Regions from separate parts of the Homo sapiens genome. Here region 2 is linked to region 1. A link is a loop called in an ENCODE intact Hi-C map of the cell type or tissue named here. Cell type or tissue: endothelial cell of umbilical vein. All regions are shown on one strand.

Region 1 (4,000 bases):
AAAGCATGATATGATACAGGAAAACAGTCACAATTATTCATACAGTAAAAACAGAATAGCTTAAAAATACTTTTGATTATAAATCAATCCATAATCCGGGAGTTAGGAACCCTGAATCTTTCTTCCAACCTAATTGTTAACAAGCTGTGGACCTTGATTGGCTATATCACCCCATATCTGAGACTCATGATCTATTATGTATCTAGACTTCAGAGAAGGGTCTTTCCAGGGATGACTTCCTGTAAATTTATGAATTTGAGATTTTGATCAATTCAATCAATTTGTGCCATAATTTTATGGAATTTGGACTTAAATATCTTTATTCCTTCCCAGATGTTATTCCAAGGGAATTGATCTGTCACATTTGTAGGCACAGCAGGCTTTGGGACATAAGGTGCTAGGTTTTTTTCTGAGTGCCTTTCTAGTAAAAGCTTTAGCATGTTCTTCTGCCTCTAGGACTCAAGCCAGCCAACATCCCCAGAGATAAGAAGCAAAACAGAGAGGATGGGGTGACTGGGACACACACAGTGGCCTGGCTGAACTGAGATGGTGACTCTCAGCTCGTCCAGAGGTTGACTTCTGTGTTACGTGGTGCATATGTTCTAATGGAGCTTCTCAATGTTTCAGGCAGTTTGCAAATTTTTGGAACTGATGTCATCTCATTTTTAACACACAACTACCTTTTCCAAAATCCAGGCAGTAGCAACCTGTAACCCCCCTGGCCAAGTTCTCTTCCCCCACCAACCCCACCACCACCATTTCTTCAATCCTCTATGATATTTACCTCTTTGCCTGCCTGGCATGAGTGTATCCGTGTAGAAAAGTTAAACTATAGGCAGTCATGGGTCAAGAGGCAGCAATTTCTGTTGAAAAGTTGTATAAGACTCCTCTTTTGAAAATGCCTGGCTGATGTACTGTAATGAAAGTTTCCCCACTTAGATATCTATAAGCAATTGTTTAGGCTGTGAAAAGATTTCCAAACGGCAATACAAACTGTGAGCTATTGAATGCCATGGAGTTCCTTTAAAAAAAAAAAAAAAAAAGCCGACAGAAGGATACTGTAGAATTACAGTAATAATTCAAACAGTATTTATAGCAGACTGTTAGAATCTGAGTTGCAATGTAATCATAGCTATTTTATAGCAAGTCTTTACCTTAATACCAGTCTATTTCCTAAAAGCTTAAAAAATATAACATAGTTCGTATAATATGTCACCCATAATGAAGCCAAGTTTGATTCGTCATTTTGTGTTACTCTTCCTTAGGTCCTTGGAGGATTTAAAAATAATAATAATAACTTACAATTCACTCCCTTCTTTTCTTTTAACAAAACTTCCTACTGCTTACCCTGTGAGAAAGACTAAGGAAAGAAAATGAAAGGGCTGTGGGAAAGAAGTCAGTCAAAAACAAGCCCACAAAACTCAAGGGGCTGTATTTCTTTTATTTTTTTTTTCTTTTACATAGAAAGCATTCGCGTAAAGAAAATAAGAGATTTATAATTCCCATAATTTGGCTAGAAGAAGCACACAACTGCATACTTCCTGTGTGTTAGTCATTTTTGGTTGCCTAGCTGCAAAACACAAATATATTACAAAACTGTGTTTTTATCACAGTGGTACACATCTGTCAATGAATCCACTCTCCTGACTTTTTGTCCAATGCGTTAAAAACAATAGATGACACCATATCAAATTCCTAGTTTCTGATTACTTCAGCCTTGCTTAACTCTGCATTTGATCTTCAAACTAGCTTAAATGTTGGGTTTGTGTGAGGCTGGAGGAGAGAGAATTGCCTAAATTAAACCAAAAAGTGCTGGAAATGGGCAATGGTGGAATCCTAGAACTTTTTATTTTCTTCCTGAAGCCTGTAGAACAAAGAAAGGAGTCCTCTTACATTCTGAAGTGAATTGGATTTCCAATTGCGCACTTCAAGTACGTTAGCATTAAATAACCACGAGTCACCCAGTGTTGACTTCGGATGGTGTCATGAGTGTTCTGAGACACTTGAAGGTGACCCCAGATTCCCTGGTGTTTACTCCCTCAGGGTTGGCTGAAGGTCGTGACTCACACTGAGGGCAGTCAGGACACTTCTGGAACAAGGTTTCCGAAGCCACGCTGCCCTTCCTACATCAGGCAGTTGGCACAGACTGTTGTGTGTCAACTTCCTGTGAAGGCCCTCAGCCTAAAGAGGTGAGCCAATAAATCCTCAAGGAACGTGTTGAGAACAGGGATGAGAATGTGATGGCAAGATCGATGTTTCTGGACTTGTCCCTAGGGATATGAGACAGCCATCATTCCACTATGGACAAGGGGGCCCCTGACATCAACTTGCAGCCTGATCTCCACCTGGTCAAGCTGTTCCCAAATCAATGTTCCCCTAAGGGAGACCAGTACAATGCCTGGAACATGGTAGGCATTTAAATAAATATTTGCTATGGCTGGGCAAGGTGGCTCATGCCTATAAACCCAGCACTTTGGGAGGCCAAGATGGCTGGATCACTTGAGGTCAGGAGTTCGAGACCAGCCTGACCAACATGGTGAAACCCTGTCTCTACTAAAAATACAAAAATTAGCCAGGTGTGGTGGCATGCTCTTGTAATCCCAGCTACTCAGGAGGCTGAGGCACGAGAATCACTTGGACCCGGGAGGCGGAGGTTGCAGTGAACCAAGATTGCACCAGTGCACTCCAGCCTGGGTGACAGAGCGAGACTCCATCTTGAAAAAATAAATAAGGCCGGGCGCGGTGGCTCACACCTGTAATTTCAGCACTTTGAGAGGCCAAAGCAGGCGGATTGCCTGAGCTCAGGAGTTCGAGACTATCCTGGCCAACGTGGTAAAACCCTGTATCTACTAAAAATACAAAAATTAGCCGGGAGTGGTGGCAAGTGCCTGTAGTCCCAGCCAGTCAGGAGGCTGAGGCAGGAGAATCACTTGGACCCAGGAGGCGGAGGTTCCAGTGAGCCAAGATCATGCCGCTGCACTCCAGCCTGGGCAACAGAGCGAGACTCCATCTAAAAAAAAAAAATAAAAATAAATAAATAAATAAGTAAAGATTTGCCAAGAGAAGAACAATTTGGAGAACTTTGTGGAAATGGTCTGAACACAAATATTCTAGAGCTACTCACGGGTAGATTTCAATATACCCAGGGCCTTTCCAAAGATCCCAGATATAGAGACAAGTAGGATCACCCGTAGCACAAGAATCATTTTTAAAAGCCAGGAAATAGCCCAGGTTCTTCTGCATTTCATGCTGGACCTCAACTTCTGGACAAATGCCATGTTTATAGTAGCACAAAGGAGAGAATAACCCTTTCGAAGAGTGATGATAGCTTTGTGAAGGGTGTGCAGGTGAGTCGGTTCAATAAAACATTGATGATCAAATCAATTGACTAAATAGTCCATGATTCAGGGCGGAAATCCCATACCGGATCCATTTACAGGACCTTTTCCCTAGGGTCCTTAGTGGTAGTCTCAAAGTTGCTTCTCCCTTCCCCAGTGTCTTGTTTTTAAAATGGAAATACTTGCATAAATAACCCCTGAGAACATGCATTCATTACACTGGAATCGGAGGGGAGAGAAGATAAAATGCAAAATTGGCCTATCACCACAAACAGTAAAGAATAAGATGCTTCTGTTATGAAAACTGGCTTTCTCAGATATCCAAGAATCACCTTAGGACAGCGTTTTAGAGCTCTGAATGCCAGGTGTACTCACCGACAATTTTTGAAGTTTTTGAGCCTCCTACAGACACAGAAAACTCTGTGTGTGTGTGTGTGTGTGTGTGTGTGTGTGTGTGTGTATTTTTAAAGTCAGCTCTGTGAAGAAAAAAATTTAGCAAAAAGAAAGATGTCATTTCTTACCTTTCATACTTTTGAGGATTCATTCTCATGCATAAAACTTTTGTGATAACGCCTTGTGTTTACGGCTTATCTTCTCTCCAAAGAGCTTTAAGCCCTGTTAGCATTATGGCACATAGCCCATTCTCATCAACCTGGTTAATG
Region 2 (4,000 bases), 330 kb before region 1:
GCTCAGAAACGTGCCATCTGAAATGCCAGTGCCCTATGCAGAGGCAGATGACAAGTTAGACACTATGCAGACTCACAGTAAGGAGAACCAGGAAGGGCAGCCTCAAAGATACTGGAGGAGGAAAGTTGTTCAAGGAAGGAAGTAGGTGATCGGGCCAAAACCTGCCGAATGGCTAACAATGGTGAAAGTTGGCCAAGTCTCTTGGGTTTGATTAAGAGACAGCAATTTGAGCTTGGCTCCTGGAGGCAGAACTCTGCCAGTGGTTAAAAGGACAGTAAGAGATGAGGTGGAAAGCATAGTGTAAGGAGACTGGTTAGAGAAATGGGACCAGGTAAATAGAGTCCATCACGCATGCCTTCTGAGATCATGACATGGTGCCTTTTCAGCAAGTGTTATCTTGCAGGTACAGTCAAGCTTCGCCTTCCTCTAGCCTCTTCCCCATCGTGGAGCTAACACAGAGTCACATTGCTGAAAAACACAATGTAACAAGCCAAGCAAGTGTGTGCATTAAATCCACGGAAAATGAGGAAGTAGGGATTTGCAGCAAAAATTTGATTAACTCATTTCATTAAAAAGGACATTGACATGCAAAATAATGGAAAACAATTAATGGTCTCATTAAGATCTTTACAAATTAGAGAAGGACCACAGGGAGATGGGAGAGAGTTGGAGACAGGAGAAAGGGGAGGACAAGCACACACTTGGGCATTTTTCCAGCTCTGCCTCATTCTCCTTCTCTAAAATCCATATGGGAGAAGTCAAAGAGAGTCTGCATGGTCCCTGCCTGGCTCATTTACAACTACAGTCATCCACTGCTTATGAAATACTGGATCTTTCCCAAGCATTCTACTTTTTTTTTTTTTTTTTGAGAGAGTCTCACTCTGTTGCCTAGGCTAGAGTTCAATGGCACGATCTCAGCTCACTGCAACCTCCGCCTCCTGGGTTCAAGCGATTCTTGTGCCTCAGCCTCCCAAGTAGCTGGGAATACAGACATGTGCCACCTGCCTGGTTAATTTTTCTATTTTTAGTAGAGTTGGGGTTTCACCATGTCGGCCAGGCTGGTCTCAAACTCCTGGCTTCAAGCGATTCTCCTGTCTCAGCCTCCCGAAGTGCTGGGATTACAGGCCACCATGCCCAGCCATTCTACCAACAGAAGACTATGTTTGAATTATTTTTGTTTTTATTGAATACAAGACATTCAAAAGGAGGGCTAAACTTACTAGTAATTCACATGTGATTATGTGATTATACACTGCTATGTTAAGTTCGCTTAGGAGTTAGGAGTGCAGTTTAAGTTGGGGCAGAGGAGGGAAAGAATGGCAATGTGGAGCTTTTAATGGGAAACAAGCTGGGATGATGTGCAGAAATAAGAACTCCTGGCTGGGCACAGTGACTCAGGCCTGTAATCCCAGCACTTTGGGAGGCCAAGGCGGGCAGATCATGAGGTCAAGAGTTCGAGACCAGCCTGGTCAACGTGGTGAAATCCTATCTCCACTAAGAATACAAAAATTAGCCGGGCGTGGTGGCATGCGCCTGTAATCCCAGCTACTCAGGAGTCTGAGGCAGGAGAATCACTTGAACCTGGGAGATGGAGGTTGCAGTGAGCTGAGATCATGCCACTGCACTCCAGCTTGGGCAACAGAATAAGACTCTTGTCTTGTGGGGGAAAAACAGCTCCTGAAACATTAATGGCAGTACCAGGTACCAGAAAACCATGACCTAGGACAATAGAGAGACATACATAAAGCAAAGTCAGTCTTTTCACTTTTGCTAAGTATAAACTCCATTAGAGCCTCACCGCAGAAACTGGAACAGGAAACAGCATTTCAATAACATTTAAGTGAGTCATAGTAACTACACCCTGTATATCGAAGCTTCTAACTGTCTTAAGTCTCATTTGGGCACTAAATAATAATGATGTGGCATTTTGAGATAGGATCCATCTTACTTTATTATTTGGAGAATTATTACTTACAGTATTCCCATTTTTTAAGTTGAACTTTTTATTTTGAGATTATTGTAGATTCACATATAGTTACAAGAAATAATTCAGAGAGATGCTATGTATTCCTACTAATTTTCCCCTAATAGTAACATCTTTCAAAACTATATGATATGGTTTGGCTGTGTTCTCACCCAAATCTCATCTTGAATCGTAGCTTCTACAATTCTCATGTGTTGTTGGAGGGACCTGGTGGGAGGTAATTGAATCATGGGGGTGGGTCTTTCCTGTGCTGCTCTCATGATCGTGAATAAGTCTCACAAGATCTGATGGTTTTATAAAGGTTTTATAAAGCACAAATTCTCTCTTGCCTGCCGCCATGTAAGACATGCCTTTTGCCTTCCACCATGATTGTGAGGCCTCCCCAGCCACATGGAACTGTGAGTCCATTAAACCTCTTTTTCCTTATAAATTGCCCAGTCAGGTATGTCTTTCTCAGCAGCATGAAAATGGACTAATACACTATAGTACAACATCACAACCGGGATGCTGACATTGATACTGTCAAGATGTACATTTGCATCATGAAGAAGACCCCTTACCTTGCCTTTTATTATCCTACCCACTTGCCTCCTGCTCCTGCCTGCTCCTTAAGCCATGGCAGTCAGCAATCTGTTCTCCATTTCTATAATTTTGTCATTTTTAGAGTCTTTTATAAATGCAATCACATGATGTGTAACCTTTCAAGAAACAATTCTCTGGAGATTCTTCTAGGTTGTAGTGTGTATCAGTAGTTATTATTTATTGCTGTGTAGTATTCCATGGTACGGATGTGCCATAGTTGGTTTAACCATTTATCCATTGACAAACATCTGAGTGGTTTCTGGGTTGGGGCTATGATGAATTAAGCTGCTATCAACATTCCTGTACAGTTTTTTGTGTGAACATAGTTGTCATGTCTCTGGAGTGCAGTTGCTGAGTCACAGGGTATTTGCATGTTTAGTTTTTTAAAGAAACAGTTTAGTTTTGCAGACTGGCTGTACCATTTTGCATTTCCACAGCAATGTATGAGTAATCAAGTTTCTTTGAATCCTTACCAGTATTTGAATTTGTCACTGCGTTTTACTTTAACTTTTCTGATAGGGTCTGTAATGGTAGTTCTTTGTGGTTTTAATTTGCACTTTGCTACTTGCTAATGATGTTGAAAATATTTTCAGGTGCTTATTTGACTTCCGCGTATCCTCTTTCATTAAATATCTCCTGTCTTTTGCCCACTTTATAATTAGATTTTGTTTTTTTGTATTTTTCCTGTTATGTTTTGAGAATTCTTTATACATTCTGAATACATGTTTTTTATATGTATTTGAGTAGTATTTAAAGAGCTTTTTTAGCAATTGACAGTGATATTGTATTTTTAATTTTAATTTCCATGTGTTCATTGTTGGTATATACAAGTGCAACTGATTTTTATATATTTATCTTGTATCCTGCAACTTTGCTGAACTCACTAATTCTAGGAGTTTTCCATAGCATTTTGTATGTAGGCAGTCATATCACTGACAAATAGAACACTTTTCTTTCATTCTGATTTGCATGACTTTATTTACTTTACTTAATGAACTGGCTAGAACTTTGAGCACTATGTTGAATAAGAGTGGTGAGAGCAGACATTTTTGCATTGTCCTTGATATTGGAGTGAAAGCATTCAGACTTTCATGATGAAATACAATGTTTGCTGTAGGTTTTCTTTAATGCTTTTTAGCAAGCAAAGAAGTTGCCCCCTATTCCTGTTTCTTTTTCAAGAATTTCTATCATAAGTGATGGGCAAATGCTTTTTCTGTATCAACTGGTGTTATCACCTGATTTTTCTTTTTTATTCTGCTAATATGGTGGATTACATTAATTGATTTTCCAATGTTGAACCAGGTTGGCATCCTTGAAATAAACCCTATTTAGTCTTGATATATAATTCTTCATATATATTACTGAATTCTATTTGTCGTGTTTTATTAAGGATTTTCGTGTCTGTTTTCCTGAGGGATATTGATTTGCAGTTTT

What was found. A loop is a pair of places that touch in the nucleus more often than their neighbours do. Peaks named below come from ENCODE experiments on the same cell type or tissue, not always from the same donor. Only the 100,000 strongest peaks of a DNase experiment are listed, where the experiment ranks them.
Region 2: it touches region 1 in a loop (5-fold over the local background); 1 of 110 quality-filtered maps calls a loop at or near these places.

The regions. Positions count from the first base shown.
Region 1 is chr10:10,829,255-10,833,254 of GRCh38, forward strand. It overlaps a transcript of CELF2 not described here. Among named protein-coding and RNA genes, the nearest start is that of LINC00710, 120 kb to the right of the region's middle. RefSeq lists an enhancer at 1,471-2,670. In endothelial cell of umbilical vein, no CTCF peak of the experiment used is centred here; DNase peaks (open chromatin) are centred at 1,587 and 2,067; H3K27ac peaks cover 2,494 bases.
Region 2 is chr10:10,498,220-10,502,219 of GRCh38, forward strand. It overlaps a transcript of CELF2 not described here. Among named protein-coding and RNA genes, the nearest start is that of CELF2-DT, 38 kb to the left of the region's middle. In endothelial cell of umbilical vein, no CTCF peak of the experiment used is centred here; a DNase peak (open chromatin) is centred at 1,812.